3 separate regions of the Homo sapiens genome follow, and regions 2 and 3 are each linked to region 1. A link is a loop called in an ENCODE intact Hi-C map of the cell type or tissue named here. Cell type or tissue: gastrocnemius medialis. All regions are shown on one strand.

The links. Peaks named below come from ENCODE experiments on the same cell type or tissue, not always from the same donor. Only the 100,000 strongest peaks of a DNase experiment are listed, where the experiment ranks them.
Region 2: it touches region 1 in a loop (4-fold over the local background); 5 of 110 quality-filtered maps call a loop at or near these places.
Region 3: a loop joins it to region 1, with 2.9 times the contacts of the local background. A loop is called at or near these places in 10 of 110 quality-filtered maps.

Annotation. Positions count from the first base shown.
Region 1 is chr6:16,132,632-16,140,631 of GRCh38, forward strand. All of the region lies in intron 2 of MYLIP (myosin regulatory light chain interacting protein), which reads left to right. Among named protein-coding and RNA genes, the nearest start is that of MIR4639, 4.9 kb to the right of the region's middle. RefSeq lists an enhancer at 412-571. In gastrocnemius medialis, no CTCF peak of the experiment used is centred here; DNase peaks (open chromatin) are centred at 500 and 4,710; H3K4me3 peaks cover 4,227 bases; H3K27ac peaks cover 8,000 bases.
Region 2 is chr6:16,274,163-16,282,162 of GRCh38, forward strand. It overlaps GMPR (guanosine monophosphate reductase), which reads left to right. Exons shown (of 9, transcript NM_006877.4): 5 at 253-334; 6 at 4,622-4,728. Among named protein-coding and RNA genes, the nearest start is that of GMPR, 40 kb to the left of the region's middle. RefSeq lists an enhancer at 3,156-3,450. In gastrocnemius medialis, a CTCF peak has its summit at 3,320 (motif pointing left); DNase peaks (open chromatin) are centred at 1,819, 3,319, 3,679 and 4,399; H3K4me3 peaks cover 2,376 bases; H3K27ac peaks cover 8,000 bases.
Region 3 is chr6:16,315,816-16,323,815 of GRCh38, forward strand. The region is part of intron 7 of ATXN1 (ataxin 1); the gene reads right to left. Among named protein-coding and RNA genes, the nearest start is that of GMPR, 81 kb to the left of the region's middle. RefSeq lists enhancers at 4,523-4,642, 4,555-5,388, 6,866-6,925. In gastrocnemius medialis, CTCF peaks have their summits at 1,022 (motif pointing right) and 1,227; DNase peaks (open chromatin) are centred at 4,286, 4,876, 5,256, 7,076 and 1 weaker place; H3K4me3 peaks cover 1,210 bases; H3K27ac peaks cover 7,028 bases.

The DNA of each region.
Region 1 (8,000 bases):
ATAAAGTGATTTGTAATTAGCATTTGTACCTCTTAATTAGGACATCAGAAGCTGTACTGGGTCCAGTTTACAATTAGCATTGTTTTTACATGCATGAAACTATAGAACAAAAATATGTATGTTTACAAATGCTAGCAAATGAAGCTGGTTCGTAAACTTCTTTGATGTTTAATTATTTGTTGTAAAATACTTATATAAAATGCCATGAATATAAAATAGGTCTGTTTATGTAGTGAGTAAATTTAGCTTTGACAATCCAGTTATGAAAGGTGATTTTTTTATTCTTTTCTAAATCATGAGGGTGCATGTAGTGTAGTATACTGAAAGTATCTAGACAGTTTATTAAATGATGCTGAAATATCCTGGCAGAGTTGTCCTCTGGGGACAATTAAGGTAGCCAAGTTGGGAAGGGCAGTTAACTTATTAGTTCATATCAGATTAGGGAGGCCCTTGTGAGAATGATGGGCAGGAAGGCCTGTTTGTCATAGGACAGCACCAGGGAACCAGGCAGAAGCCCTGTATTGTAGTTTCAGCTCTGCCACCAACTACCAGCCATCCAGACTGCTATGGGCCCAGCTCTACATCCTACTTGAAGGCCTCTGAAGAGATGGTTTCTAAATTTCTCTTAGCAATAACTTTTTTCATTGCTTTTGTGTCCTCTTTATATTATTTTCCTTAATGTTTTCCTAAATATGTGTCTCTGAAAACAGAAAAAGCACATCAAGTGTTTGCTTAGATTGGTAGGTAGAGTTCTGATTTGGCCTAATTTTAGATTTGATTCTTCTATCTAGATTATGCTTTGCTCTTGAATATGAGCCTCAAATGTAAAAGGAGAGTCTTTTACTTTTCAGCTGGCATATTTCAGAGATGGAGACAGCAGGTTATTTTCAGCAGATGTTTGTGATGCCATGGAATAAAATGAATAGTGAAACAAATTAATGTATTCTGGAAGTAGATCTGAAATAATAATCATCTTGGAAATTCTTGCCTTTCAAAGGCTTTGAGTTTACTGCAATTCTGACTGGATTTTGTCAACATTTCCAAAACCAGAGATTAGAGAAGTATATGCTTCATCTTCACAATGGTAATTATACCATCCACTGCCAATAAAATCTATATTTTGCTCCCGACTTAGCCACGTTTTAGCAGAGCTCTGAAGTCTTTGCTAGGAGACGTTTTGCTTAGGTAAGGCTCACCAACACATGGATTCTCTTTTCCAGAAAACAACCCCATTCCAAGAGCTCCGTGAGTCCCAGACTAAATGTTCACAGAAATGCTCTAATCCTGGATGTTAAATTTCATCCAGATTTCAGTGATGCTGGCAGTGATGAGTTTGACTCTGACTCGTCCCTTGTTAAATCTGTCCTACCTTTCTGACCTCAGCCCCATCCTCAGCCCTCAGAAAAGTTTCCCTAGCCTTGCTTGGGAGACTAAACTCCCCCAAGACATCATGTATCTTTCCTTTATAGCATTTAATGAGCTTATAATACTACATATACTTACGTGGTAATTTGTTTATTATCAGTCACTCTAATAACCTAAACTCCATTAAACAGGGAGCTTATCAACATTGTATCCCCAGAGTCTAATAAGTGTCTGTTGCATATTTGTTGAATCATAGAATTAAGAACTTGGAAGTAAACAAAAATGGGGTTAACTGATAACTACTAATATAAGCTTTCCTAATAGATTTTGAGATGTTTTTCACTTTGCTTTTATAAACTGAAAAGTTGAGAGTATCTAAAAGAAATCTCACCATTTCAAAAATGTTTTGTAGTGATTATTTTCTGTTTGAACTTAACTTAGAGCTTCCTCACATTCTTTTGCTTCCTTTCTTTCACCCCCTCTACACCATCCTAGACCATGTGTTTATTGTGGCTATTAGTTCTTTCCTAAAAGAAACTACCACTTATCTGGGCCGTCTATGAAAGTCAGATAGTTTTCAAGTTATAGCATCACTTTAACTGCAACCCATTTATAGTCCTAAGTACATATTAACTAAGTATTTCCCTGTCTTCCAACAAAAATCACTTTTAGACATGTGGAAATCTGGGAAAGATTGCATGCCCAAACACAAAATAGGCCCTGGAAAGTAAAAACAGTAAAAGCAGGCATGTGGTTATTTCCAAAGAAAGTATTTAATCAAATTTTAAATTTCTGATATAATTTTTTCTTTTGTTAAGGCTATAGGATGTTTGTGTTATTATATGTGTTTATTTCAGCCAAGGAACGCCTGTCTGGGTATCTTTAGGCCCTTTTTGAATTTCTGGTACTTATATATTTGTATGAAATATTCAAGGAAGGTTTTTAAAACGACATGTAAAATTAAATCTGAGCATTTAGAAGGCACCTAGGGTCAGACTCAAGGTGACCAGTGTTGAGCAGCTGTAGGGACACTAGGTGTGTTTCCTCTGAATGGTGTCCCACTGTGGCCTGTTCCCAGCCCTCTTCTGTACCAGCAGCAGGACCTAGCAAGTAACTCAGAATGTGAAGGCAGTTAAAAAGATGATGAGGTCTGAAAATTCCTGAACCTTCCTGGCCTCATGGAATGAATGTACCAAAAAGCACTCCTTGGCTGATCTATATTGTTGGGAAAGAGATTGTAGTTAACATTTTCAGATTTCAGGGCTGCCTAGATTGGTGTTTGCCTAGGATGGGGATCTACTGTGAGTGAATAAGCACATTTTTTTAGAAGTGCAGATTTTCTGCTTTCAATTAGAAGTGTTCTTCTGGTGTGGGTTGTGATCACTTTTGAAGTTGGAAATTTTCCCAGCTGCTGCCCTCCACATCTTTTAACTGCTTTAGAGCAGGAACACTTTCATCAGTGATTCTCATTTTGTACTTTGGGCTTTGAAAAGGATCTCCTTAAGCCTACATAGAGACCTAACTTGGTAATTATTTGGCTGTGACAAGTTTCTCAGTGGCAAGCCCTCCATGAAGTAGATAGATGTGGTGGTTCACGTTAGATATGGCTAGTTACTTGAATCCTTGACCCTAAGGGATTTTTACTAGTATTACTTCCTTAACTTATGAAAATTTTCAAACAGACAGGAAAATTGGAGATTTTTTACAGGGAACACCTATGTATATATACACACATTATATGTGTGTGTATACATATATCTATATATATATATATATATATATGTATGCTATATATTCTATATAGTGTATATATACAGTATATATTCTATATAGTGTACATGTACACTATATATTCTACTCTATAGTATGTATACTAAGTATATACTATATATACTAAATTCTAATATTAATAGTTTACTCTACATGCTTTATTACATATTCATCCATTTATCAGTCCTCTATCCACCCATCAATCTGTCTTATTTTTAGATGCATTTCAAAATAAGTTGTATATAAGTATGTTTCCCCGTAAATACTTCAGCATGCATAACATTAACTAGAACTCAATGTTTGCAGTTTTTTCTTTTGATGTAAAATTTACATAAATCCTAATTATACCATTTAATGATTTTTGACAAACAGCTGTGCTTGTTTAAATAAAACTGCTATCAAAATTTAGAACATTATCATCACTCCAGAAAGTTCCCTGAAGCCCTTCTGCAGTCAACCCCTCCCCTTCTTTCCCACCCCCACCCACCGCACACCACACCTCTGTCATGTGTTCTTCTACCAGAGATGAGCTATGCCTGTGCGGCCTTATCTATATGGAATCTTGTGGTATGCACTCTTTGATATCTGGCTTCTTTTGTTCATCACAGATTTTTTGAGATCCATCCATATTGTCCTATATATCAGTGGTTGGTTCTTTTATATTGCTGGATAGTATTCCATTGAATGAATCTAGTGTTTGTTTATCCGTACTCCTAATAATGAACACCTGTTTTCCAGCTATTATGAATAAAGCTGCCATAAACATTCTAGTATGTACCTTTTTTTTGTAGACACATATTTTCATTTCTCTTGAATAAATAAATACCTAAGAGTGGAATAGCTGGGTCATGGAGTAAGTAATCATTTCATTTTATAACTAACTGCCGGACCTTTTCCCAAAGCTATTTGGCAACTGTGCTATTCTGTACTCCCAGCAAGAATGTAAGAGTCTAGTTCCTCCACATCCCTGCCAGCTTTCTGGTGGGTGTGTAGTGGTAGAGTGTTGTGGTTTTAATTTGCATTTCTCTGACAATTCATATTAAACACTTGTTCATGTGTTTATTGGCCTTTCATGTATCTTTTTCAAAGTGTCCAAGTCATTTACTCATTTTTGTTGTTTGCTTTTATTTTTGAGTTGTACAAATTCTTCATGTACCCTAGATACCAGTCCTTTGTCAGATACATGTTTTGTAAATGTATTTCCTCCTGTGGCTTACCTGTTTTTCTGATGCCTTTTATGAGTAGAAGTTTTTAATTTTGGTGAAGCCTAATTTATCCACTTTCTTCTTTTGTGGTTTTTGCTATGTCCTGAGAAACCTTTGCTACCTGGAAGTCATGAAGATACTCTTAAGTTTTGTTTCTAAAGCGTTACGGTTTTAGCTTTTACATTTAGACCCGTGATCCATCTTGAACTGATTTGTGTTTTACTGAAATTAAAGATACAAAACAGAAAACTCTCATAGCAATTCTGTTGTGATTTGATAGCTTTTAAATATAACTTGGCAGTCAAAGTTTGTTTTAAAATAAACTGTGGTTAAGTGACTCATTGGACTGAGGCAGGCTGGCTGATGATCACCGTGGGTTCTGACAAGGTGAGAGCAGAACCAGCCATTACTCACTATGGCTAGAGTCAGTCATGGCTCTCCAGGAGAAATACAATTCAATTATTGGTAATTGAGAATTTGAAAAAAATAGCTGCTTAGCTGTTTTAAAGATGTAGGTTAGTTCTTAAATTTTGAGTTCAATAATGAATCTGGATATAGTTATTTTACATTTGTCATTAAAAGCTCTTAAAAATGGTGTAACTGGTGAGGTAACTGGAGGGCAGTAACTGAGAGGAACCCTCTATGATGAGCAGATGAACAACTTCCAATTGGTTTGCAGGAAGTTCTGCTTTGATTCCTAGATAATTGCTTTATGAGACAAGCCTGTGTTTAGAGGAAAGTTCTCTGATTACAACTCTTAAAAGATAAATGATCTAACTTCATTCCTTAACATTGTAAGAAGGAATTAATTTTTAAAAGAGAGAAAATTTGAAGTACTTTGAAAGAAAAATATAGTAAGAATATGTGATTCATTTTTAAAATTAAAATTTGGCATATCCTTATATTCACTCCATTAAAAAAAAAATCTATAATGCTCAGTAAATGTTAATTCATCTGTGCCCACGATGCCAGGACATGAGTTTAGCCAGAATGTTACGCCTTGGGCCCCAAAATGTGATCCATATATTGAAAATATCAGTTTTCTTAGTAACTGGGTAAAACTTAAAGAAGAGTCATGAATTAGAAGGTATAACCCGAAGAATGTTTAAAAGGTGCAGTTTGAGCTTATTTATGCTCATAGGATGTATTCATGGACATTTCCTTAAGACAGAGAAAACAGTTTTTTTCCAAAGGCTTTCTTTCTGTTTGTGATTCTAGGATGTAGCCTCTATTGAATTGAATATGTCATCTACTTTTGATCTTTAGTGCAAAAGCATTCACTGCAGGCATAACTTATTTGACCACATCTGCTTGTTTTGATATTATTGGTAACATTTTGCCTACTTTACAAAAAAAAAAAGGAGGGGGCAAAACCCAGGAGCCAGATAGTTACAATCCAGATGGTTTGAGGGGAAAATACTAAGAGAAAATACTTGATTCAAAACCACCCATAAATATTGAGCCATCACTGAAGTTCTTGTTGGAAACATGTCTCTGAGCTCTGCTATCCTCTGTCTTGGAAAGAGCCTATTAGAGTGCTGATCTTTGCTACTAGTACTCTGTTGTACTGTTCTCCTGGAGAGCATAAACTTGTCACCCAAAAGCTAGATTGTGGCTGGAGTTATTTTGATGGGATATGTCCCTTTATTGTAAAAGGCTGTAAGTCCATCTAAAAAGGAACTCTCAGACATGTTTACCCTAAAACCCCAGCTTAGGGCTGGGCACAGAGGCGGTGCAAGACAAATATTTATTGGCTTGAAATGAAAAGGTTGCTTTATAGCCATGAAACTGCAAAATGCAGGAAGGGACTATCAGAAAGCTGATGTTGACAGTAAGGAGAAGGATTTTTCATGCTTACCAGGCATCCTCTGCACTCCAGGCTAGAATGTGGAGTATGTCGAAAAGGTCAATCATCGCCCTTGCTAGATCTTTTCTTAAATTCTGGCCCATATGCTGAGAAGGATCAGTGGTGCTCTCAGGCTGCCTGCCACCTGTTTACATTCTGTTACTGCTTCTTTGCCTTTGATTTTGGCCACTGTCTCTCCGGAAGTGTAGGCATGGATAGGTTGCAAAAAGACACGGAATTGATTCAAAACTCTTCTTACTATCTAATAAAGCAGGAACTAGTCTCTAACTTTACACCTGAAAAATAAGTTAAAAGCCACTTTTGCCTGTAATCCCAGCACTTTGGGAGGCCGAGGCAGGCAGATCATGAGGTCAGGAGATTGAGACCATCCTGGCTAACACGGTGAAACCCCGTCTCTAATAAAAATACAAAAATTAGACAGGCATGGTCTAATGTAGCTATCGGGAGGCCGAGGCAGGAGAATCGCTTGAACCCAGGAGGCGGAGCTTGCAGTGAGCCCAGATCGTGCCATAGCACTCCAGCCTGGGCGACAGAGCAAGACTCCATCTCAAAAAAAAAAAAAAAGGCCACTTTTACATAAGCAGTAATTAAACTAAGAAGACTTCGTTTGTGGCAATATTCTTCAAGTCTTTCAGAGCGTAATTTCTTCTTTAACGAAAGCATAGATGCAGATTTTAGTTTCCTAACAGCACACCTCCACCCCAGTCGAATACAGAGATGGGTACATTCACCAAGATGAAGTTTATCAAATGGTCATCTAAGAAGCCTTTTGAGGCCTGCAACAGTGTAGTAAACCACGGCTTGCTGAGAATGCTGGATCTCAGTCCTCAGATAGCTATTTTACAGCAAATTATTTTCATGGTGATTCCTTTGCCCCAGTGGGGGCTCCTTTCTCAGTTTAGCAGTATGTCAGAAATACTTTAAAGATTAGCAGATGTTTGGGTTAATAAAAACCATCTTTATCTTCTTTGAGGCTATTACACATTCTTACTATGATTTCTTTACACGGGCTTTGAAAAAAAGAAAAAACTGCAGTATTTGGCAGAGTTTCATCATTTTAAATATTTCTTTATCATTATAGAATGCACAAAACATTGAATTTAAATACTTCTTAGTGAAAATAAGATTAATGGCTCTTGTCAGCCAGACATTGTAGACTCTCAGTATAGCACCTCCTTAGATTTGTAGCCTCACTGCCTCCTCCTTAGTCGATTCTTACCTTGCTCATGTTCCTCTACCTGGAATGTCAGACACAGATATATTATTAAACAGAAACAGTGCTGAGGACATCGCACCTGGCCAAAGTTACAATTCATTTGTTAATGGGACGAATAATGTGGCAATTAGCCTTGTTTGAGAGGTTATGACAAGTCATCGAAGGAAGGTTAAAACTTCACATTTGCCAGGGACACTTGTTATAACTGAGGCCAATCTGTCTACAGCAGTTTAGGTGCTCTTCAGAGTTTTGGGCAGTGTGACCAGTATCTGAATTTTACAGGAGTTTTTAAGTGTGACATAACCTTTTAGTAAATGTAGAATATAGTATTGTATACAACTAGGATGGGCTTAAACAGGATGAAACTAAGGTTGGAAGGTAAACTAATCACACATAATATGCAGTTTTATGTACATTTTTGGAGCTCTCTGATGTTCGAGGCACTTAAGAAGTCATACATAATATACATGTTATGTCAAATACTGTACCAGAGGAATAGAGGATTTGCATGTGATACAGACCAAAGGGTATCCAAGCAAGGCGACAGAAAGAATGGCCCTCAGGACAGAGGGAGCAG
Region 2 (8,000 bases), 140 kb after region 1:
CCCTGACCTGGACTCTCTAAGATCTCTTCTAGTTCTTAAATCATATAATGCTGTATCTTCTCATGCCAACAGCTCACCCAAGGGGCCTTTCCCAAAAGTGGTCTCCAGGTATGAAATTCTGTGTTCCTTTTTTGTCCCCCAGCTGCCTGGTGGCTTTAGGACATGCACATCCTCGTGTTCAGGTGTGGGGTTCCTCACCTTTATACCAGCAATAGTAGTTCATGATCATCAGCTGTATTCTTTCTGTCTCAGGCAGGGAACGTGGTGACAGGAGAAATGGTAGAAGAGCTTATTCTTTCCGGAGCAGATATCATCAAAGTGGGAGTTGGACCAGGTAAGACTTGTTAGGAGCACAGCAGAGGACGTGTGTGGGGAAGAATGGGATCTGGGGCTTGCGGGGACTGCAGATCACTGGAGGGGATGCATGAATGACTCATTCACAGATATTTAAAGCATGCTTTTTCTGGAAGCATAATTGAGCTTCTCGGGGAAGCCCCTGATGAAAAGTATTGTTGAGCTGCTTTTTGATGCCCCCAGGGATTTTCTAAATTATGGTTAGAATATATGGATGTGGTCAGAATATGAGGGCTTGGTTTCAGAACCAATGTGGAAGAATGTAGATTTCACTAATGACCCCATACACCTTGCAGAGGAAGGCGATAGGTGAAGAATCCATAGAGACAGTTAATAAACATGAATGACTCCAGTTTATGTGAATGTTTGAGGGACCCCAAACATTGCAAATAAGCTTGCAGTGATGAGGCCACATTCAAACTTGACCCATGGCCTAGGTAATGATCACCTTTGGTTACTCACCTGATACGTATTAGATGTAGATTTTGCCCATGTTCTTCTCCCAGGCATGCTTTCTTAGGACCACCCATTGGCATCTTAAGCAGAAGAACGAGGTAGAGCCTTCTGTCCTTGTCATGGGTGGCGCCATTTTCTCATGGGGCAGGGTTACTGTTCGCTTTCCTTCTTTGCCCTGCTTGAAGATGAGCTGCCATGTTTTAAATTCATCCGTGCACATCCAGTATTAACCAGACACTAAAATTGAGGAGCAAGAAAGAATATACACATTTTCACTTGGGACTGAAAAACAGCAAAGATTTTTCAAAAGAATCTCATACCCAAATGACACTACCAAAAAAGGAAGCAAACCTAAACCAATATGAGAGGAATCTGTGGGAAAACGCACAGCTGGGAGGCGCAGGAGACGCTGTTGAGCTGTGACTTGGCTCCGTGATCAGCCTGAGGGAATTGGATGTGTATGAAGAGAATATTAGGAAGAAGAACCCTGTAGATTCGTAAAAATACCCAAGCTTTTAACATACAGGGAGATTTTCAAGGTTAAGTTTTTCATATTGCCACTCATTTAAGCCAGTTAATAATGTATTCTGAGCAAATGGGAAGAGGTCTTTACTGAGTATCTACCATTATTGAAAAGGCAAGAAAGGATAAGGCCTCGTTCTTCCTTTCCAGGCTGCCTCCTCTTAGGGCAGGCTGTAATAGACAGACTGATAATAGAACAAAATAGGCTAATAGATTAGGAAGACTCTTTTTAGTCCCAAAGGCAGGGACACTCACTAGTCACCTGTTTAATCAGAAATATGGGCCTGATGTGGTGGCTCACGCCTGGTCTCCCAGCACTTTGGGAGGCCAAGGTGGGTGGATCGCTTGAGCCCAGGAGTTTGAGACCAGCCTGGGCAACATGGTGAAACTCTGTCTCTACTAAAAATAGGAGATAAAAATTAAAAAGTAGTCAGGCACAGTGGTATGCACCTGTAGTCTCAGCTACTTGGGAGGCTAGGGTGGAACGATCAGCTGATCCTGGGAGGTGAAGGTTGCAGTAAGCTGAGATCGCACTACTGCACTCCAGTCTTGGTGATAGAGCAAGACCCTGTCTCAAGAAAAAAAAAAGGAAATATGTATTGAATGTTCACTGGCTACCATTGTGTTGGGCGGGTGCTGTACAGGATGTGAAGGTGTGTGAGAAGCTTCTTGGCTCTCAAAGCTTTATTTTTTTTGAGACAGTCTTGCTCTGTTGCCCAGGCTGGAGTGCAGTGGTGTGATCTCAGCTCACTGCAACCTTCGCCTCAGAGGTTCAAGTGATTCTTCTGCCTCAGCCTCCTGAGTAACTGGGATTACAGGCATGCACCACCATGCCCAGCTAATTTTTTGTACTTTTAGTGGAGACGGGGTTTCACCATGTTGGCCAGGCTGGTCTCGAACTCCTGGCCTCAGGTGATCCACCCGCCTTGGCCTCCCAACGTGCTGGGATTCCAGGTGTGAGCCACCACACCCGGCCCTCTCAAAGCTTTTCTAGATGTGGTCTCGAACATTTACTACACTTGTTTTCTTCTTGCACATCTCTGTGTCTGCATTCTATTTCCCCAGAAGCTGTATTGTCCTTCTGCTCTCACTGTATCTCCCCACCCCTCTGGCTGTCTGTGTAGGACAGATGTGACTAAAGAGAATAAGGGGCTTTCTCTGAGCCCAATGCATGGGAGCTACTTCTTTAAATTGTTTGGAGACCATATTTAAGTCTCACACATTCTTTATGGTAAAAACATTGCATATTACATATCTAAATGATAGCATTATTGGATGTCTATTGATTGATAGATTTCATTCATTATTGAGCAACTCCTGGGAACTGGGAAAAAGCATCAGAAACGGATTCCCTGCCCCTCTAGTCAAGAGAAAGTATGCACCAACTTCTTCTTTCACCTAGGTGTTAATCAGAACCGCCTGTGTGTTATTTGAAGCTTCTTCCTTGGCTGTTTCCAAGAAAGGCAATTGGTCTACCCTTTATAGAGCCCTCACTACTATCAGAACCCCAGGCCTACTGCAGCTGAGGCCCCCACCCCCGGATCTAGCAATTCAATGGGAGAGGAGGAGAAAAGCTGAGGCTGAACCGGGGGTTAAACCTTTTATTCTGCCGTGCACAACGTCTGGTTGCAGGGCGGGGGGAAGGCGCCTTCGTGGGAATGAGACTTCTTGGCTCCAGGACTGTGAGTGACACATAGCAGGACACAGGGAGCTACAGGACTTCTGTGGACTCTGCCCCACAGCTGATGCAGGAGAGGGGCTTGCCCTGTCTCTCCTGGTTTCTCTGCTAAATCCAGGCCTGGGGACACAGACATACTTCTCTGTCTGATCTTGTCCCTAAAGACCCCTGGCAGAAATTAGCATCCTACAAGGTGGTGCCGGCCAGGAGCCGGAGATTAGGCTGCGCCTCAAAGCATCCCACCCCCGGGTCTGGTGGGAGGGAGGAGTTCACTTCCACCTTTACCCTGTCCCCAGAGCGCCCTCTCGTGCACACCACAAGACCTCCGGGAGGGGCTGAGTGAGTGGCAGTGGAGACAGGGATGTGGGTGACTCATTCATTCTTGAGTCCACACATTCTTTCAGTGACTATTTATAGTGCCTTATTGTATATGAGGCTCTGTTCTCAGCACCTGATAACAACAGCGAATGTCCACGGAGCCGACCACCCAGTACAGAAGACAGACCCTTAACATTCTCACACAGATCCTGATTGAAATGCCTCTTTTTGAAACTGTGATGAACAACTCCCCTGGGGCAGTGACATTTAAGAAGAAGCTGGAAAGATGAGAAGGGTTTGGCTAGGCGGGCTGGTACAGAGGGGAGTGTCCAAGAGAGAGAACATTGTGTACAGAGTCCCTAAGGTGGGAAGAAACTTGCCCCATTGGAGAAGCAGTGGGGAGGGAGGGGAGCAGGTGGAGCTTGATTCTGCTGATCTGGGTAAAGTGGGGTGCTGTGGCGGCACCGGGAAGCTTGAATAAGGGGAGGTATGATAAAGAGGTCAGAGTGCGACTTGGCCTGGACCTAACTGGGAGAACAACCAGGACTGGGGCTGACCGTGGGACAGGCAGGCAGGAGGGTGCTGGTGTGAGCCCTGGCCTGGAAGTGAACCTCGGGCTAGGCTGCAAGGGACTTGAGGTGGGGCAGCCAGGAGGGAGATGGACAAACAGCTGGGCCCTGTGGAGCACAGAGCTGAGTGAGAGCAGGTGAGGGTATGGAGGGTGTCGTGCTGCAGGCCAGGCCCTGGGCCAAGCGGTATCCCTCCCTGTGCCATTTGTTCTCTGCCACAACCCCAGGAGGTTGTGTTTCTCTTTGGATTTTACAGGCCGGGCAGTGAGGCTTAAGAGAGGTGAGTCATTTGACAAAGGTTGAAGGTAAAGAAGCTACGAGCCAGTGGGAGGATTCTGAGAGGTCCTTTAAAGCAGAGTGTAGATTTGTAGAAAGGTGGAAAGGAGTGGGTGTTTAAGTGTGGAAAGGTCAGTGCCTGGCTATTGCATGGGAGCCAGTGCCACAGGGAGGAGTGGCAGTGACAGGTGCATGGTAGAGGGGAAGGCGATGTCTGGGACATCAGCCAGTGACAGTGATGAGGACCGGAGGGGGTGCATGACCAGGTGGTGTGGTTTACAGTGACCTCCATCGTGCAGATGGGGCAGCCTGTTCCCCACATCTCCTCTGCCACAGAGGTTCACCCTGGTCCCTAAAGCAGGGCTGCAAAGGTAAGGGGGACGCATTTCATGTCACAGTCTTCTCATGTATAACCATCTATTTGGGGACAACTTCTTTCTCTGTGCAGGTTCTGTGTGCACCACCCGCACCAAGACGGGAGTGGGGTACCCCCAGCTGAGTGCCGTCATTGAGTGTGCCGACTCTGCCCATGGCCTGAAGGGCCACATCATCTCTGTGAGTCTCCACCCGGGGCTGAGGCTGGGGTGTCTTGGGAGGCCCCTGCTCCCTCGCTGCTCTTCTTTCACTGGCTGGGCATCCTGTGGGCATGGGAGGGAGCTGGGCACTGCGGTCACAGCGCTGACATTCAGCAGAAACAGAGGCCCTGCTGCCCACGGATTCCACAGTGAGGGTGGCAGGCCCAGTAGGCAGAAGCCATACAAGCAGGTGGGTGGTCCATCTGATGAGGGATGTGCAGGCAGCTTTCAGAGCACAGGGTAGGCCAGGCCACAGCTTGCTAGAACAGTTGTAATAAAGCCCCACAGACTGGGGGCTTCAATTTCAGTGTCTCACCATTCTGGAGACGAGAAGCCCAACATCAGGGTGTTGGGGGGGGCATGCTCCCTCTCAGGGCCCCAGGGAAGGATCTGTTGCAGGCCTCTCTGTGACCTTCTGCTGGTTCCTTAGCTTGTGGCGTCCTCTGTGTGTGTGTCTCTGTGTGCAAACATCCCCTTTTCCTGAGGATACTAGTCCTTTCAGATCAGGGGCCACCCTCCTCCAGGATGTCCGCATCTTAACTGATGACGTGTCCATTGTTCCTGTTTCCAAATAAGGTCACATTCTGAGATGCTAGGGGTTAGGATGGCAACATGCGAGTTTTTGGGGGGACCCAGTTCAACCCATAACAGGCCACGTATCCCATATTCAGGGTCAGGGAAGGTTTCCTGGAGTGTAATAGAGAGAGCTGATGGTTGAAAAGGAAGTTTTCAGATGAGAAGAAAGAAGGGAACAGAAAAGCACTGGGGAACCAAATCTCAGTCACTGCATCTGGGGCGAGTGACCTGAGAGGGGCAGGCGTGAGGGGCAGCAGGAGATAAGCTTGAGGGCAAGTATGGACAAGAGCTGTGGGATCCACCTTTAAGGATGGGACTTCTCCAAGAGCACTAGGGAGCTATTGCAGAGGTCTGAGTAGGAGAGTGCCCAACTCACTGCCTTGGGTCAGATTGAAAGGGGCAAAATAAAAAAGAGAGCCCAGCTGGGACGCGTTAGTAATTCAGGAGGGGGAGGTGACTGTGCTCTGCAGCAGGCTTGAGAGCCATCTCCAGAATTGACTGACATTTGGGAGGCAGAATTAAACAAGTGTCGGCAATGGAGTAGGTGCTTGGGGGGCACTGGAGAAGGAGAAGGAGGAGCAAGGCTGTGGCTGGCTCATGTGCTGGCTCACCTGGAAGATGGCTGCAAAGGAAGAGGTTCGGGGCTGGTGTGGTGATCACTATGGCACGTGTCTGTTGATTCTGAGGTGCTTGAGGGGCATCAGAAGGGAAATTGCACATGAGGCATTGTGTTCATAGTTGGAGACCTGGCAGCTTTTAGCCCATAGATGATGAAAGTCTTGGGAATGGTGCTCAGGTAACAACTGAAGCTAGGATCAAGGTCTTTCACTCGCTGTCCAGTGCAGATTGCCTGGGCCCCTTCTAATGCCTCATCCAAATTTTTCACCCACCCATCCATTCATCCAGCAAGTCTCTATTAAGCATCTACTGTGATAGTATCTGAAATAAATGGTCAAAGGTTTATTGGTTAATGACAGAGTTCTAAGACTCTCCACTCAATACCCTTTGCCCCAGTGAACAAATTAATATCCATTTATTGAGCAACTAGTGTGTAAAAGGCTGACATAGAACTGTCGGTCTACATTTGCTAAGAGGTTATTCAACTCACGGGAGCGGCCAGGCAGTAGTACCATTCCGCAGTATGTCAGTGGTTCTCAAATCCTGAGTGCAGCCTTGTCTGAGTCTGGCTGCGTGAGGATCACCAGAGAGGCTTTTACAAATCAACATTCCGGGACCCCATCCTAGTGAACTGGCTCTTTCAGAGGTTAGTCCCCAAAATCCCCATATGTAATTAGTCCTGTCTCCATTACCTAATAATGTTAACCATTGAGCATCTCCATCAAGTCAAAACTTGGACCCTATATCGTAAGTGTTGAATGACCACTATTTCCAAAGTAGTGGAGTTCTGATTAATAAAGTTTTACTCTGAACATATTCTGAGATCCTTATGTCTTTCTAGAAACTTCAAACTTGCTTAGTTTACAGGGCTGTTTGGCCAAAGATTGGTGGTAGGCAGGGTGGGGTGGAGGCTCTGTGTGCCCCAGAGGTGAATCTGATTGGAAATCAACTTAGCATCTCTTTACACAGCACCACCTAATTTATAGTGTATCTCAGCAGTTCTCTTAAGCGTGGTGCCCAGACCAGCAGCAGCAGTATCAACTGAGAACTTGTTACAAATTCTTGGGCCCCACCATCGACGTGACCTACAGAATCAGAACTCTGCAGGTGAGGCCCAGGAACCTGTTTAAACACGAGCCCTCCAGGTAGTTCTGATGTCCTCTCAAGTGTGAGACCCACTGGCTTATAGAGTAGAGGCTCAGCATACGCTGGCGGGGTGAGTGTTCCTGAACCAGGTCTCATCTGCTGGTGCCCAAGGCAGCAACTTCTCTGAATTTAACAGTTAGGGACAATGACATCCCAAGCCTGGGGCACTGGTGCAATAGGAAGGTAGCACTTCTGATCTTGCTTGTGTTCTCTGAGGTTCTTTTTTTTCTTTTTAGTTTTTACTTTTTTATTTTATTTATTTTTTATTTTTTTGAGATGGAGTCTTGCTGTATCGCCCAGGCTGGAGTGCAGTGGCATGATCTCAGCTCCCTGCTAGAATGCCTCCCGGGTTCAAGCGATTCTCCTGCCTCAGCCTCCCGAGTAGCTGGGATTACAGGCACGCGCCACCACGCTCAGCCCATTTTTTTTTTGTATTTTTAGTAGAGGCAGGGTTTCACCATGCTGGCCAGGCTGGTCTCGAACTCCTGACCTCATGATCCGCCCGCCTCAGCCTCCCAAAGTGCTGGGATTACAGGCGTAAGCCACCGTGCCCGGCCTCCGAGTTTCCTTTTACGTCAATGCTGAGAGGTCTCCTAGATGGGGTTAGGAGTTCCATTTAGCTGGAAAAGCAAATGAATGGACTTAGTAGAATTTGGACCTTTGCCCTCAGCTCAGTCCTTGTAAGCAGCTGAGTGTCTTGAGGTTCAGAGCAGCCATTGCCCCCACACTCCCTTTGTCTAACAGGGCACGGGCACGTTTCTGTCACTTGCCAGTAGCCCTGAACCTGCTAGAAACCCACCAGGTGTTTTGGATCCTGCCACTTGGTCCAATTTCCTTCCAGCTGTCCCATTTTACCCTTTATTTGCTGAATTAGCACACTGGTGCCATTGAAGTTCAAAGGAAGCCACAACA
Region 3 (8,000 bases), 180 kb after region 1:
CCATGTCCAGCTAATGTTTTGTTGGTGAAGATAATGATGATCATTATGTAGAGATGGAGCCTTGCTATGTTGGCCTGGCTGGTTTCAAAACTCCTGGCCTCAAGTGCCCTCTTGCCTCAGCCTCCCAAAGTGCTGAGATTACAAGCATGAGCCACCTAGCCTGGCCCCTTCTCCTCTTTATACCAGGGATCCCCAACCCCCAGGCAACAGACCAGTAGCAGTCCATGGCCTGTTAGGTACTGGGCTGCACAGCTGGAGGTGAGCAACCATTCCAGACTGAGCTCCGCCTCCTGTCAGATCAGTCGCAAGCATTAGATTCTCATAGGAGCGTGAACCCTATTGTAAACTGCGCATGCAAGGAATCCAGGTTGTGCACTCCTTATGAGAATCTAACTAATGCCTGATGATCTGAGGTGGAACAGTTTCATCCCAAAACCATCCCCCTCCCTCTTCCCATCCTGCCAAAAAATCTTCTTCCATGAAACCAGTCCCTGGTGCCAAAAGGGACTGGTTATCTTCTTATGCATTCTTTTTTATTTACTTGTATATTTGTCTGTTTTGCCTCTTTCCCCAAACTCAGTGTTCTATCTCCAGAGTCTAAAAGACTTCCTAGCAAGTAATAGGTGCTCAGTTAAAATCTGAAAGAAGAGGCCGGGCATGGTGGCTCACACCTGTAATCCCACCACTTTGGGAGGCAGAGGCGGGCTGATCATGAGGTCAGGAGTTCAAGACCAGCCTGACCAACATGGTGAAACCCTGTCTCTACTAAAAATACAAAAAAATTAGCCAGGCGTGGGAGCAGGTGCCTGTAATCTCAGCTACTCTGAAGGCTGAAGCAGGAGAATTGCTTGAACCTGGGAGGCGGAGGTTGCAGTGAGCCAAGATCACGCCATTGCACCCCAGCCCAGGTGACAGTGCAAGACTCCGTCTTAAAAAAAACAAAAACAAAACAAAAAAAAAACTGAAAGAATAGTTCTGTTTGCCTTCTGTATGGAAAAACATTGCAATGGTACAAGTGGACAACAGGGGGCAATAGAGAGACTGCCTGTCTTTTTTTTTTTTTTTTTTTTTTTTTTTAACCAGCCAGAACTAAAGTGGGCTGTGACCTCCCCCAGGGAGAGGAGCAGTGCTTTCTCCAGGGTGTGGCTTTACCGCCTAACAGGCAGCTTTCTCAGCGGAGCCATAGCCACCTCACCTTGTCAGATGCTGAGGTCGTCATGATTTTATTGAATCACACTTCAGTTATTTTCTCTCCACTCTCGTTCTTGCAGCTGTGTTAGTAATCATTAAGTCATTTTATGATCTTGCTGGGGTTCCACACATTTTCCAGAATGGTTTCTGATTAAATCCCAATGAAAATAAACTCATGGGAGCAGTACCACAGATAACCAAAGCACGTTACATAACGCCAGACAGCTCAATATAGCCCATTTTTTCATCCAGTAAATATATCCTGTTTCAAACACCCTAAGCAGTAAGTAGAATAGCCTTTATAACTTTTCTTTCTTTCTTTCTTTCTTTTTTTTTGAGACAGAGTCTCACTCTGTCGCCAAGGCTAGAGTGTAGTGGTGCCATCTTGATTCACGGTAACCTCTGCCTCCCAGGTTCAAGCAATTCTCCTGCCTCAGCCTCCCAAGTAGCTGGGATTATAGGCGCCTGCCACCACACCAGGCTAATTTTTTTGTATTTAGTAGAGACGGGTTTTCACCATGTTAGTCAGGCTGGTCTTGAACTCTTGACCTCAGATGATCCACCCACCTCGGCCTCCCAAAGTGCTGGGATTACAGGTGTGAGCCACCGCGCCCAGGGATGGCCTTTATACTTTTGTAAGCTTGAGGGCCCTCTGTCTTTCATCTCTGGATGCCCTGTCGCCAGCACCTCTTGCTTTTGGGGGTGGACCGCCTCCCACCCTCCTCCACTCTTTCCCTCCCTCCTCCCACTGCTGCCAGCAAGCCCATGTGCTCATCAGTGTGGTTATAAGAGATCTGCCTACCCCTTCCTCCATCCATCCCCCTAAATCGACTCCTCTAGAACTGTCACCTCCAACTCCCATTTTGGATGGACGAACCTAGACAGGGAGACAACACCGACTCACTTCTGGGCTCATAATTATTTTTTAAATGTCACCTTCCTAATCTGACTAATGACTGGCTTTTAAGAAAAATTTTAGCTCCTCTGTATGAAAATTCAATAAAATTCCTTTCACCACTTAGTCAATAACTACTATATCTAAACACTATGCACATACACGCATATTTATGCTGTTTGATTGTATATTTCAATCTTAGATTGGTGCTATGTCTATATACACACATATGTACATATCACCAAAAACAAGATAGAAAGAAAACAAAACGTCTGTTGTTTAAATATGTCTCCCATTTCCTTCACAAGAGTCCCTGTTTTCACAAATTGCGAAGGGCATCTGTTTTACAAAACATTTTTTCATGACACTATCCCAGACATACAAATTTCGCCTGTTGCTGGGAGCAATGAATTCTCTCATAAGCTAGGTTTCAGTAAGTATGTCTTGTTTTTTGGCGAAATTATTAAATTGGGCATTCTTAACTTTGTCTGCAAGTGAAATTCTCAGTCTTGTTTTACCTGTAGAGAAAGGCCGGTCTGCTTTCCTGGAAGGCTAAGTCTGCATGGTTACGTTCTCAGCATGAAAAAAATCAGAAAACCCCGTCTCAAAGATGAAGGGGGTAAGCGAGAGACCCATTTACTGCAATGTTTAAAAATCATTAATAAAAACAGTCAAAACGCTTTGGCTGAGTGTAAGAATCTCTGTGAGTGTTCTATTTAAAACACTGAATCATGTTCACGCAAAGCCTGACTCAGTCCTTGGTGGAAGTGTTTCAGGGTTGTTCAGTAAACCCACACCCTAGCACCGGGACGCCTCCTAACACAAATCCCACATTAAAAGCTGGGTTTTTCTTACACATGGTAGCGTGGCTCACAGAGCTCCCTTGTGGGAAGGCCCTGTGGGGAGGCTCAGGGATGGCCAGGAAGGACACTGCCCAGTGAGTGACCACAGCAGCTGTGACACGGAAGCCCTTAGGCACACAGGTTCTAGCTCACTTGCCTTCCTTTTCTGGGGCCTTAAAATGTGTGCCTTAGGCAGGGAAGGGTGGCTCATCCCTGTAATCCCAGCACTTTGGGGGCCTGAGGCGGGAGGATCACATGAGCTCAGGAGTTCAAGAGCAGCCTGGGCAACATGGCAAGACCCCGTCTCTACAAAAAAATAGAAAAATTAGCTGGGCGTGGTGGTGTGTACTTGTGGTCCCTGTTCCTAGGGAGGCTGAAGTGGGAGGATTGCTTGAGCCTAGGAGGTCAAAGCTGCAGTGAGCTATTATGGTGTCACTGCACTCCAGCCTGGGCAACAGAGCAAGACCCTATCTCAAAAAAAAAAAATGTGCCTTAAAGAACAACATAATATTCAGTGCTAAAAAGAAATGAGCTATCAGAGCAACAAGAAGACATGGAAGAACCTGAAATGCATATCGCTAAGTGAGAGACGCCAATGTGAAAAGGCGACATACCGGATGATTCCAACTGCATGGCATTCTGGAACAGGCAAAACTATGGAGAGAGTAAAATGATCAGTGGGTGCCAGGAGTTTCAGGTGGGGTGTGGGGGACAAATAGTTGATGCATAAGGGATTTTTAGGGTGGTACAGCTGTTCTGTATAATAATGTAATGCTGGATACATGACATCATAAATTCATCAAAAACAGCATGTACAACACAGAGTGAACTGTAGTATAAACTATGGACTTTAGTTAAAAATAAGGTATCGGTACTGGCTCATCAGTTGTAACCAATCTATCACACCAATGCAAGATTTTAATAACAGGGAAAACTGTTAGGTGTGTGAGACCTCTCTCTACTTGCTGTACACCTAAAACTGCTTTAAACAATAGTCTTTAATTTTTTTCTAAATGCTATAAACAACAACAGTCTGAGAGAATCAAAACATATAAGATGACCCAGTTGGGGGCACATATAGCACATACAGTTTAAAGGAGAGCATTTTTCTCCTTTTTTTTTTTTTTTAGAGAGGTACAAAGACCCACAAACAAAAATGTGGTTTGACATAGTTTCTCTGTTGGAGCCTTTCCAGCACCAGAACAGACAGGAAGTGTGTATTACCAACAACTGCGGCACAAATCCAGGGCTGGGCTCTGCACACAGGGCAGTCACCAACTATCTATTTTTTGATACATTAGGATTCATCGCCACCAAGCTCGGCATGTTCAATGTTGGCAAGTGGGTCTGCCTTGGCTGCAAAGGGACTGACTCTACAGGCTCATGTGCCGCCTGCATGAGGGCCTCGGCTATTTTTAGGTACCAGCTAATCCATTCAATGCATAATGTTACCACCGATGACTCACAGCTCACAGAAGTCAACCAAAAAATAGTAGAATGAAAGGAAAGCCATCGGTAGACAGCCAGTAAGTACATCATGATAACAACTGCTGTACGAGCACACACACAGGCACACTCACACCCACGCCAGGACAGTCGGGAGGAGGAAATGGCACTGAATATTAAGCAGCCACCGAGTCAGGGAAGCAGTCACCTCGGGAGGCGCTGGGAAGCGACAGACGGCCCTAATAACACAGAGCCTGGCATTTAGGAAAGAAGCAAAGGAACGTGTCAACCCAGAGCACTTTACCAATACATTTTACAACTCCACTGAGCAAATGCTGTGTACTCTTCAGAGAAGCTGAACCTAGGAAGGGTGAGACAGAAGGATGGGATAATATAGAACGCCGCCAGATGGAAGCCAAAGGCTCCCCAGCTGGGGCCATCCTGGGCAGGGCTGTCCCAGCGGGCACGTCACTAACAGCCTCTTGCAGAAGAGGAGCCTGGGAGCCCTTGTTTCTGCATTGGTTGTCTTACTGATCTGGAGGGCTGGAGCACCAATGCACCCCTCAAATCCAGTTCATACTCAGAAATACAGATTGATATGCTCACGCAGGCTGGCATGACATCATTTAGCCTTAGAAACAGGAACGGCGGGAAGGGTGCTCGCCTCGGCCACTCGCGGGATTCCACCCCGAGGATTACAGGCAGGGTAAAAATGGCTTATTGTGCTCATTGGAAAAGTTCAGCCTTCTTTCTAGACTTTCATCAGCTGCCTCTCCTTCCATAAACTCTTTTTAGAACACGAGGCCTTTGATTTATTTTTCAGCTGTGAATCACTTTCTCAGGGCCCGAGCCATCTAAGTTGAAGCAGGGAAGGGAAAACTAACATTGCACAAGGTCCCAGTGCTACTGACGGGTGAGGGATATGTTCAGACTCAGATCTCTTCAGTGCCAGTTCCTGCATTTTCCAAGCAGCTAACCTACTTCCTACCCAAGGAGGAGGTGCGAAGCCCCATCCTTCTTTTGAGTTGCATTGGCTCCCACGTTGATGCTATCGCCTCGGGGGTCGCATCTGGATGCGCCACAGACTTATGGCCTCAAACTTGGAGGATATTAAGTGGATTATATTTGGCAGTGAGGCCCAAGGGAAGTGATTCTGTCATCCTTTGGGACTCTCAACCAGAATCAAGGCATGGCAAAGCAGCAACTCTCTTCCAGGGTGGGGAACGTGCTATCACCCTCCACTGAAGAGGAAGGAGGCTTCCTTTGGTGCACGCAGTAACAATGGACAACACCTGGCATTCCCCTTTCCTCCCACAGCACCTAGGTGGGGGCCTGGGGGATGCATAGACGCTTTGCTCGAGTGGAGAAAAGCTGTACTGGGCAGGGCAATGCCACAGGGATAGTGACAAACACGGAAAAGCATTTTTCTCCTACATTGCCTCGTCTGGAGCGTCAGCTGGGACAATGCTGGGGGCATCTTTCCACAGTCTTAATGAGGAATTCAGCCCCTTAAAAATCATCCCCAAACTAAACACCCCTCAGTTTTATATGCCATGGCTTTAGTTCCCATGAGGTCTGTGTGCCGCTTAGCATGAGGTCAGTACATGTTCATCTTAATGCTCTTCTTGGTTTTTTGTTAACCGACGCTAATAAATTTTTACAAGGGCTGTGCTGTTCTGGAAAGTATAAAAGTGAAGCATTAAAAAACGGAACCCTCTCAAGAGATTATCTCCTATGAAGAATCATACGTGGCCGGGCGCCGTGGCTCACGCCTATAATCCCAGCATTTTGGGAGACCGAGGTGGGTGGATCGCTTGAGCCCAGGAGTTCCAGACCAGCACGGGCAAGATAGCAAAACCCTGTCTCTACAAAAAAACACAGAAAATTAGCTGGGTGTAGTGGTACACACCCATAGTCCCAGCTACTGGGGAGGCTGAGGTGGGAGGATCAATTGAGTCCAGGAGGTTGAGGCTGCAGTGAGCCAATGATCCCATCACTGCACTTCAGCCTGGGTGACAGGGCAAGACCCTGTCTCAAAACAAGCAAACAAACGAACACAAAAACCCACAGAAAAACAAAACTCATTTGCCTGGTTTAGAGAGGAGAGTGCTGCAGCTCAGAGAGGTGAAGTAACTTGTCCTGCCAGAGACCCAAATCCGCACCCCTGGGTCTGTCACCACCATACTATATCACACTGCTTTCCCTGGGGGTGTGATGTTGGGGGGGTCTTATGAGTTCAGGCATCCTCAAGAGTCTGTTCATGCAGGATTTCTGCCTAGAGTCACAATGCCATCTGTTTTGGAGAAAACCATCTCTTCTTCCACAACTTCCCCAATCAAATTTGTGATTTTGCTTATTAAGCTCAACAATTTGCACATTTCTGAATTTCTCTGTGGGTGCAGTGTCAGCAGTGCCTAACCAGTTGAGAAGACCAGGAAGATTCTTCAGGCTAGGGGAGAAAACCCCTCAGGAAGGCACTGCAGAGGGGAGAAGGATGTAGCCTTTGGAACCTCAATTAAGTCCAGATATGAGTTCTCTCTCTCCCTCCCATCTCCCCCTCTCATGCTCTCTGTCTGAGTCTCCACTGACTCTGAACCTGTCACTTGTGGCAAACACAGCTGGTGGAGTATTTTAGCTGTGATGATGTCAGCCGATTTCTGATAGGCTCCTCGGTAAAGTGACAAATCATTGGTTGCGTCAGGCCTTGCACTTTTGTTTCTACAGCGTGAAGCCCTAGCTGCCTTTTCAGCAGGTCTCAGCACACTTGCCTTTCTTTGAGGAAGCCCTTCCCGGCATGCAGCATAGCCACGCGGGGGCCAACCTCACAGACCTGCCAACAGGCCCTGACAACACTTCTACCTGCTCGTCTGCACCCTGGCTGTCAGTAGAGAGATTTAGTGATCTCACTATGGGAAAAAACATGAGAACAGGGCTCTGACTTCACAGGGAAGCCAATTTCTCTTTCATTTAATCATTAATTTTGCAAAGTTTGGAGTAGGGAAAAACACACCTAGATCTTCCTCCCCAAGAACAGAAGAGGGCTGTAAGGGGCTGGGCGCAGTGGCTCACGCCTACAATCCCAGCTTTAGGAGGCTGAGGCGGGTGAATCACCTGAGGTCAGGAGTTCGAGACCAGCCTGGCCAACATGGTGAAACCCTGTCTCTACTAAAAATACAAAAATTAGCAGGGGGTGATGGCGTGTGCCTGTAGTCTCGGCTACTTGGGAGGCTGAGGCAGAAGAATCACTTGAACCAAGAGGCAGATGTTGCAGTGAGCCAAGATCACCCCACTGCACTCTGCACTCCAGCCTGGGTGACAGAGCAAGACTCTGTCTCCAAAAAAAAAAAAAAAAAAAAAAAAAAAAAATAGAAGAGTCTGGTTTCTGCAGAGGCTGCCAGGCCTGGGAAGTGTGGCCCACAGCTGAAGTGGCTGCCTTCATTCTCAAGCTGAAGTTGATGCTGGCCGGCAAGGAACCAGTCGCATTTCTAAACAAAACCTCTTTTCACACCTGCCTCTGTTCACAAAAATGTGTTAAGGATTCTAAGTACCATGAAAAGCAATGACTCTTCACTCATGTTTATTTTCCATGTGTCACCTGGGGTCTGTGAAGAGTCAACTTTGCTCAA